Regions from separate parts of the Homo sapiens genome. Here region 2 is linked to region 1. A link is a contact called in ENCODE Hi-C or POLR2A ChIA-PET data. All regions are on one chromosome and are shown on one strand. The core of a region is the stretch at or near the end of the contact, and the rest is flanking DNA. Distances in the headings are between cores, read along the strand shown.

Region 1 (3,817 bases), core at 982-3,481:
TATGCCCAAAATGGAATTTTAAAACCTGCTACTGTATTGGAGCAAAAAGGAATATATTCAGTTACTATAAGAACCCCAACGCTAGCTTCATATCTATATTATGAAAAGTGGAAATATGAAAAATTAACAAGACTAAAAATATTAAAAACTTAGTTGTATGGTTTTTTTTTTGCAATGAAAAAGCTTTTGTAAATGAAAGCATGTTAAAAAGTGGTGTGAAATTATAGAAGCATTTCCAGTAAAATACATGGATTTTATTGCAGTGAAAACTTAGGTTGAAAGACCGGGCCACTGAAGCTCTCGTAAAAAGACAAAAGGAAAGGTCTAGATAGGTTTAAAAGCACATTAAGATACAGCTACCGAATGTATTAAATCTAAGTTAGATTTAGCTTAAAGTTACAAGAGCACAAAAGTTCTATTAAGAATTATCTACATCACATTTAGGTTTGATGTTATCAGAATTAAGTAACTAAAAATCTTTCAAAGCTCAATTTTTTAAAAGAGTTACATTAAATCCCATCCTAATTCTATAATCTGTTTCTAAGCTAATTAATTACATGATAGGTTTTACATTAGAGAAAAGCAGGACAGCTTTTTAAAGATGAAGATGGACAGCATGGGGCTGCTTGGTTAGAGAAAAACTTGCAAAAGCACTTATTAAATAATACTTTGATAACATGAAAGTAGTCATCAGCCATTCTCTGAAGGCAGTGATCACAGCTATAAAAATGAATCATGTGTCAACAGGAAGAGAAGGAAAAGGAGAAAAACCCAGTTTACAGCATAATTTTATATTTTCTAATAATAAATACATTTCTTTATGTGCATATTAATTTTCTACCCATTGAAAATGAGATCCATACCTTTGATAGATACACTCTTTGAAGTGAACGTTTTTATCCAAGACTTTTTTTTAAAGCTGTTTTACTCTGAAGTGATGAATAGGCTGTGGTATATGTAAAACTGTCTAATGGTATATTGTGTGTCAACATATGTACATTTGTAGTAATATCACAGGCATTTTTATTGCAGTTTATTGTTCCGTCCTCCCAATAAGCCAGATAAAATCATGTACAAGAACATTAAGGATTAAGGGAAGTGGTTTCCTTAGGTGATTGCTGGCAAAAATTCACCCTCCCATTATAACAACATAGTAAATGGATGGTAATATATTTGGCTATTACTTTCCAACAAATTTGGATTCCCAGTTTTCAGAGCTGCTCTGTGTCTATGTTTGCGGCTTTTTGATTGTCTCTTCGTAGGAAAAGGTGCCACAATGTGAGGTAAATGTGCTAGGTTTCTGCTTTGTAAATATTAAAGTCCATTTTTTGAACATACAGTGCTAGCAAAAATAAGTCAAAGATGTAATGTCTATTTAAATACACGTTTGAGCTAGTCGTGCTTAAATTAGATTCCATGCTTCGGCTAGAATCAACACGGCTTAAATATTAGAAACTTCAAAATTCATATGGCCCAAGCCCTCCTCCCCACACACGGATGGGAAGTAGAAATGTGTGGGAAAACGTCTAGCAATTAAAATCCTGAAGGAGTGGGAAAAACCCAGGCTTTTATGCAAGGATCTGAAAAAACGCTTGCCATCAAATCTTTTATTCAGGCATTCTGAATTTGCCTTGTTAAACGGATACACTCACTGCTAAAGATACACAGGGACAAGAGCTGTTTTAAATTTGTTTATCACACCGCCCCTAGTTTTCTGCTAAAGAGAAGTACATTTTGGATATTTAAAAGTACACACTCATTAGACAAATCTCTAAAAGCCTCAGCGCCCCTACCTAGCTGCCTTCTGGGTTTCAGCTTTTGAGTTTCAGGTCCTTGCACAACACCTAAGACGTGCAATACTCTTTTTCTTCCTAATCCTGGCAGAGAACAGTGCGAAGAGATCTCCCTCCGCGTCTCCACCCTAATTCCCCCTCTTCCCAGATTCCACCCGCTCCGCTACTTCCCTCCGCCCCCGGCTCCGCCAGCCCAATCTGTCAGAGAAGTTGTGTACAAACTGCGCGGCCGCCCTGCGCGCGAAGCTCGTGGCCCGAGAGGGGTGCGGTCGGGCCGACGGAGGCGGGGCCCTGGCTGCCTCTCTCCCTGCTCATAGGCTGGCCGCTCAGGCCTGGCCGGCCTCGGGGCCTCGGGATTCGCGGCGGCGCTGCCAATCAGGCGATCGGGCCCCGCCCCCCCGGAGTTGGGTGAAATAGAGGCGGGCGTCAAGTGTCAGTAGTCGCGGGGCAGGTACGTGCGCTCGCGGTTCTCTCGCGGAGGTCGGCGGTGGCGGGAGCGGGCTCCGGAGAGCCTGAGAGCACGGTGGGGCGGGGCGGGAGAAAGTGGCCGCCCGGAGGACGTTGGCGTTTACGTGTGGAAGAGCGGAAGAGTTTTGCTTTTCGTGCGCGCCTTCGAAAACTGCCTGCCGCTGTCTGAGGAGTCCACCCGAAACCTCCCCTCCTCCGCCGGCAGCCCCGCGCTGAGCTCGCCGACCCAAGCCAGCGTGGGCGAGGTGGGAAGTGCGCCCGACCCGCGCCTGGAGCTGCGCCCCCGAGTGCCCATGGCTACAAGGGTGCTGAGCATGAGCGCCCGCCTGGGACCCGTGCCCCAGCCGCCGGCGCCGCAGGACGAGCCGGTGTTCGCGCAGCTCAAGCCGGTGCTGGGCGCCGCGAATCCGGCCCGCGACGCGGCGCTCTTCCCCGGCGAGGAGCTGAAGCACGCGCACCACCGCCCGCAGGCGCAGCCCGCGCCCGCGCAGGCCCCGCAGCCGGCCCAGCCGCCCGCCACCGGCCCGCGGCTGCCTCCAGAGGACCTGGTCCAGGTAGGAAGAGCCGCTCCCCTCCCACCGCAGCACTCCCGGGCTCGGGCGTGTCCCGTTGCTGCGACTCGCGGGCGACAGGGGCCGCTCCAGGCTGGGGCGTGCGTCGGGGCGCACCGGAGCCGGTGCTGGGTGGGCAGCCCCGCCCTGCACGCCTGGCCGGGGCCCCGCGTTTCGCTGAGAGTAAATGGGGGGGGGGGCCGGGGGTGGGAAGGATGGAGGGGAATCTGCCCCGGCGGGTCGGCCTGGGAGAGGTAAGAGGGAGGGAACTGGGTGCTCACGCGCACCTTAGTTGTTTTTCTTACACTTGAGGGACGAAACCTTGTACCTTACGCTCAGTTTTACTTAAATTACGCCTTCGCCTGTACCGCTCTCCAATGCCAAGGCATTGGAGCCCTCCCCCCCATCCCCATCGTCTCGGGTTAAGTAGAAACGCAAATTGGGGTGCTGGGGAGAGGTTCCCCAAGGTTTCATACCCGGTGGCTCAACCTGCTTTAGAAGCGATTGCGGGCCGCGTTTGGAAAATGAGAGTTAGGAAAGCTAAGGTTGTGTCGGAGCGCTTATTTTTCCTTAAAAAAAAAAAAAAAAAAAAAAGACCGGGGGTGTTGTTTTCTTCGTGTGCACGTAAATTTCCTCCCGGAGCCGCGTTGAAAGCTGGCAGTTGGCTTTTACACTTGCCCAGCAGCCGAATTAGAGCAACCGCCTGTTTCTTTCGCCCACGCAGGGAGTCATATAGCCCAGAAAAAACTTCCCGGGACTTTTAGCCTGTCCCAAGGAAAAAAAAATTGGAAACATACCCACATGCAAACAGCTGGAAGAGCTAAAATCAGAAACCACTAACCGCCGCGGGAGCGCAGTGCACGAAAGGGTTTAGTTCAGTTTATTTCAAGACACTTCATTTAGTAGCTCTTTGGCGTGTCGTATATTTGCTACCCAGCGCCTACTCCGTGGGGTCTGCCAGGGTCTTGCTGTGAGAGGGCAGTGGCGTTTGTCAGAGATGTGACT
Region 2 (3,608 bases), core at 1-2,500, 3.8 Mb after region 1:
AGGGGGTCTGGGGAGCTCACTCCCTGCAGAAGACGTACTCGGTGTAGCTGGTCCAGATCTTGTCCTCGCTCTGGTCGGTGCTGCTGGCAAAGGCGCAGGTGCCCGTGGAGCTGCACGCCACCATGTGGAAGCCCGACTCGGACAGCTTGTCGAAGGCCTGCTCCAGGAAGTTGAACTTGAGGTAATAGCGCGAGGTGTAGCGCTCCGGGGGACGGTCGGGGTCCCGGCTTTCGTTCAGGGTGTCCCCAAACACCTCCTTGGCCAGCGACGTCTTTCCGCAAACGGTGATGCGCGCCACTCGCCGGAACTTGGCGTCCGCCTGCGCGTCCCGCCCGATGGTGTAGGAGCCGCGGTAGCCGATGGTGATGTAGCCCGAGCGCCGGCTGCCGTCCAGCGACTGGGACGGCGTGAGCAGCGGGCCCGCCGCGCCCCCGGACGGACTGCGGCTAGCCAGCTCCAGCGTGGGCGACGGCGCCCCGGCAGAGGCGCCCTCCTGCTGTTCGGGCTCCGAGTAGCCAAGCGGCAGCAGCTCGTCACCCAGCGAGCCCTCCTTGTGCACCCCGCGCCGCGAGGGCGGCGGCCCCGGGCCGGGCTGCTGGGGCGCCCCGAGGCGGCGCACGAGCTCTGGCAGCTCGAAGTACTCGGCCTCGCGCTGCAGCCGGCTGCGCTCGGGGAAGTAGTCGGGCAGCACGAGCTGCAAGTCCCGCAGGTAATCCAGGATGTAGCGGAAGAGGAAGCCGTCCCGGTCCAGAAAGAAGCGGCCTTTGCTGTCCCGGGCCAGCTCCTGCGGCTGCTGCTGCGTGAACATGCGCCAGAGCAGCGAGTCGGGCACCGACACCACCGTGCAGCGCCGGGTCACGTACACCTGGCCCCCCACGTTCAGCTCCACGATGTCGGGGAAGAGCGGTGGCTCCGCGGAGGACGACGAGGAGCCACTGCCGCCCCCGCCGCCGCCCCCGTTGGGTAATCCACGTGTGCTGTCCGCCAGAGCCATGACAGAGAGGTGGCCGGGCCGGGACAGTGGCAGGAAGCCGCGCTGCACTCAGGAGCTGCAACCGCCTTCCCCGGAGCCCCGGAACCCGGACGCTCGCTCAGCCCTGCGCCCCGCCGCCGCCGCCGCCGCCACCGCCGCCACCGCCACCGCCGCCACCTCCTAGAGCCGCGCGGAGCCGAGCGGTGCGAGCGCGCCGCTGTGCGCCCCCTTGAGTTCCAGTGCGCTCCGCCCGCCTTGCCCGCGCGCTCCAGGCGAGTGCCGGGTCGCGGCCCGCGCGCTGCTTAAGTAGAGCCGCCTGCTCTGGTGCCGTGGCGCGCAGGAGGCGTGGGCGGCGGCGGAGCCTCGCTTACCGGGCGAGGGGAGGTGGGGAGCGGGGACTCGATTTGCATCTTAAACGCGGACGCCACGCGGGGCTGCTGGCTCCACCCCGGCTCGCGAGCGCTGGGGGCGCCCGGACTCCCACCCGCTCCCCACCCACCAGCCCCGCCCCGTGGTCCCGCCCAACTTTCTCCCTCTTCCGAAGAGGACCCGCCCGAGACTTGGCGGCTTCGGAAGACAGCTCCTTGGAGGGACAGTCACCGCGCCCCCTCCCCTCTCGCCCCAGCCCGCACCCAAGGACTCTGGAAGGAGGACGTGAACTTTCGGAAGCCTGTCGCCCCGGGAGTGGAAATGCGTGGCCGCCTCCGGCCCTCCCGCCTGCGGAACTGGGCGCTTCCAGCAGTGCAGCTGCGGCCTGCCATCGTTGGTTGTCGTGTCACTGAAAGTAGAGAGACGCGAAAAACCTGGAGAGACGAAAGAGCCGCCCCAGTCCGAGCGCAGCCAGATTTTGTTCAAGTTGCCTTGCAGCCAGCCTGGAAAATAAATAAATAAACCTAGAAACAAAAAGCAAACCTCAGTGTCCCGCAGTAGGATGCTTTACGATAGTTTATTTTCTGGCTGCAGAGACAAAATGAGATGAAGCTTCAAATCTGCTCTTAATTGCAATTCCCTCTTCCCGCAGGGCCTTCGAGGCACTTCACTTCGAAGTGAAGGGGTAAGACTCCGGAACGTTCGGTCTCCGGGTCCCATTCAGCCTTCGTTGAATCGCGCCCTTAGACTCACAACAGTTGCAGATCTAACGTAATTTTTAAAGCCACCTTTGGCGCCTGCATGTTTATCCTTCCAAAAGTCCAGGCGCCCCTTCTCTCCCGCATGCCTCGGTCACTCTTCGGCCCTGTCCAAGTTCCCGTCAGTCTCAGAAAGGGATATTTATATATCTGAAGGCCCTTGTCTGGATCCCATCTCTCAACTCCTGCTGCCTACACGTTTGCTTTTCCCCCTCGGACTGCAGCCCACAGAACCGCCCCCTCCCCCTGGAAGCTTTCCCTGGCTTCCCAGGTGGGTGGGGCCTCTGGATGGCTCCCTACACACTGTCTGCGCTGCTCCCAGCACGTTCTGAAATGTCATATTTATGAGTGATTATCTGATCACTGATTTGGGTATGAAAATAAGTAAGAGCTCCTGAATGCTGCAAAAAGAGAAGAGTGCAGAGGAGGGTGTCAAGAAATGATTGGGTCACTGAATGTTTCTTGTGTACCTGCTATTATTTGCAGGGCACCAGGGAGTGAGGAATGCAAAGGCGAATAATCTCCAAAGCGCTTTCAGTGTAGCCCAATAAGCAAAGGGTCAGGGGTCTGCGCAGTTATCACATCAGTTTGAAGTATAGACCACACATCAGGATAAATCAGGCAAGATCTTTGTTCTTGATAAAATTTATCCTTCTGTGTAACTACCCAGTGAGCTTCACAGTCTCCTCACAGATAAATGTCATTTTTATTTTGAAATGTTTATATCTGCTCAACAATTACCGCGCTCATGTCAGTGTGCTGAAATGAGATCAACCCCCAAACCAGTTATCTTAATTGCAAGTACAGATTTTGATACTGAATGTATTTCAACATTCTTTTTTTGTTGTTGTTCTGTTCTTTGGGATAAATAATAGATAACACAAAACTTCCAAGTCCCAGTGCAGGATTTCGAGGTGGTTGTGCTACTAGGCGTTATATTAGTGTCAGAGACCTGACAAAACCAGCCTCTTTTCTACAAATCCAAGAAAAGCCTTCTTTGTATCAGTTCTGCACATATTTTTGTATAATTACCATTGCTCATTGCATCAGCAAATCCTGCCAGCTCTGTGTTAAAAATCTTTCTAGACTATTAACGTATTTCACCATCTCCCTATCATCACCCTGGACCAAGCCACCATCATCTCTTGCCTGGATTATTGCACTGGTCTCCTAACTGCTTCTACTTCTGCTCCTACAGTCTTGTATCACCAGAACAAAAACAGGGACCCTGCTTATAATCCAAGGCTGGTATGTCACTCTGCTCAGAGCCTGCCAGTGGCTTCCTATCTCAGAAAGAGCAAAATCCAAAGTCCTCTCAGTGGCTTACAAGACTCTACATGTTTGGAGTTATCCCACCAGCACCTCTCTGACACATCTCCTGCCCTGCCCCCAGGAGCTGGCTGGCTTTAGCCACATAGCCCCTTTCTTGTTTTCTCAGGGCCTTTGCACATCCTTGTAAAAGTCTCATTTCTCCTCCCTCCCGTGTTCCTCACCTTGTTCAGGTCCCT

Evidence for each region. A loop is a pair of places that touch in the nucleus more often than their neighbours do. ChIA-PET counts read pairs that join two places held with the same protein, here RNA polymerase II (POLR2A). Pooled maps may share reads with other maps.
Region 2: a loop to region 1 is called in a map of naive thymus-derived CD4-positive, alpha-beta T cell, with 8 times the contacts of the local background. The contact joins the promoter of KCTD12 here to the promoter of KLF5 in region 1. A Hi-C loop is called at or near these places in 1 of 168 maps with a recorded cell type or tissue (naive thymus-derived CD4-positive, alpha-beta T cell) and 7 of 50 pooled maps. POLR2A ChIA-PET finds 5 or more read pairs at or near these places in 1 of 52 experiments (activated T-cell).

Annotation. Positions count from the first base shown.
Region 1 is chr13:73,056,774-73,060,590 of GRCh38, forward strand. It overlaps KLF5 (KLF transcription factor 5), which reads left to right and starts at 2,232. Exons shown (of 4, transcript NM_001730.5): 1 at 2,232-2,815. The coding sequence starts at 2,555. RefSeq lists silencers at 1,976-2,585, 2,906-2,995.
Region 2 is chr13:76,885,155-76,888,762 of GRCh38, forward strand. It overlaps KCTD12 (potassium channel tetramerization domain containing 12), which reads right to left and starts at 1,251. Exons shown (of 1, transcript NM_138444.4): 1 at 1-1,251. The coding sequence starts at 994. The coding sequence ends at 17. RefSeq lists an enhancer at 266-765 and silencers at 379-648, 1,049-1,478.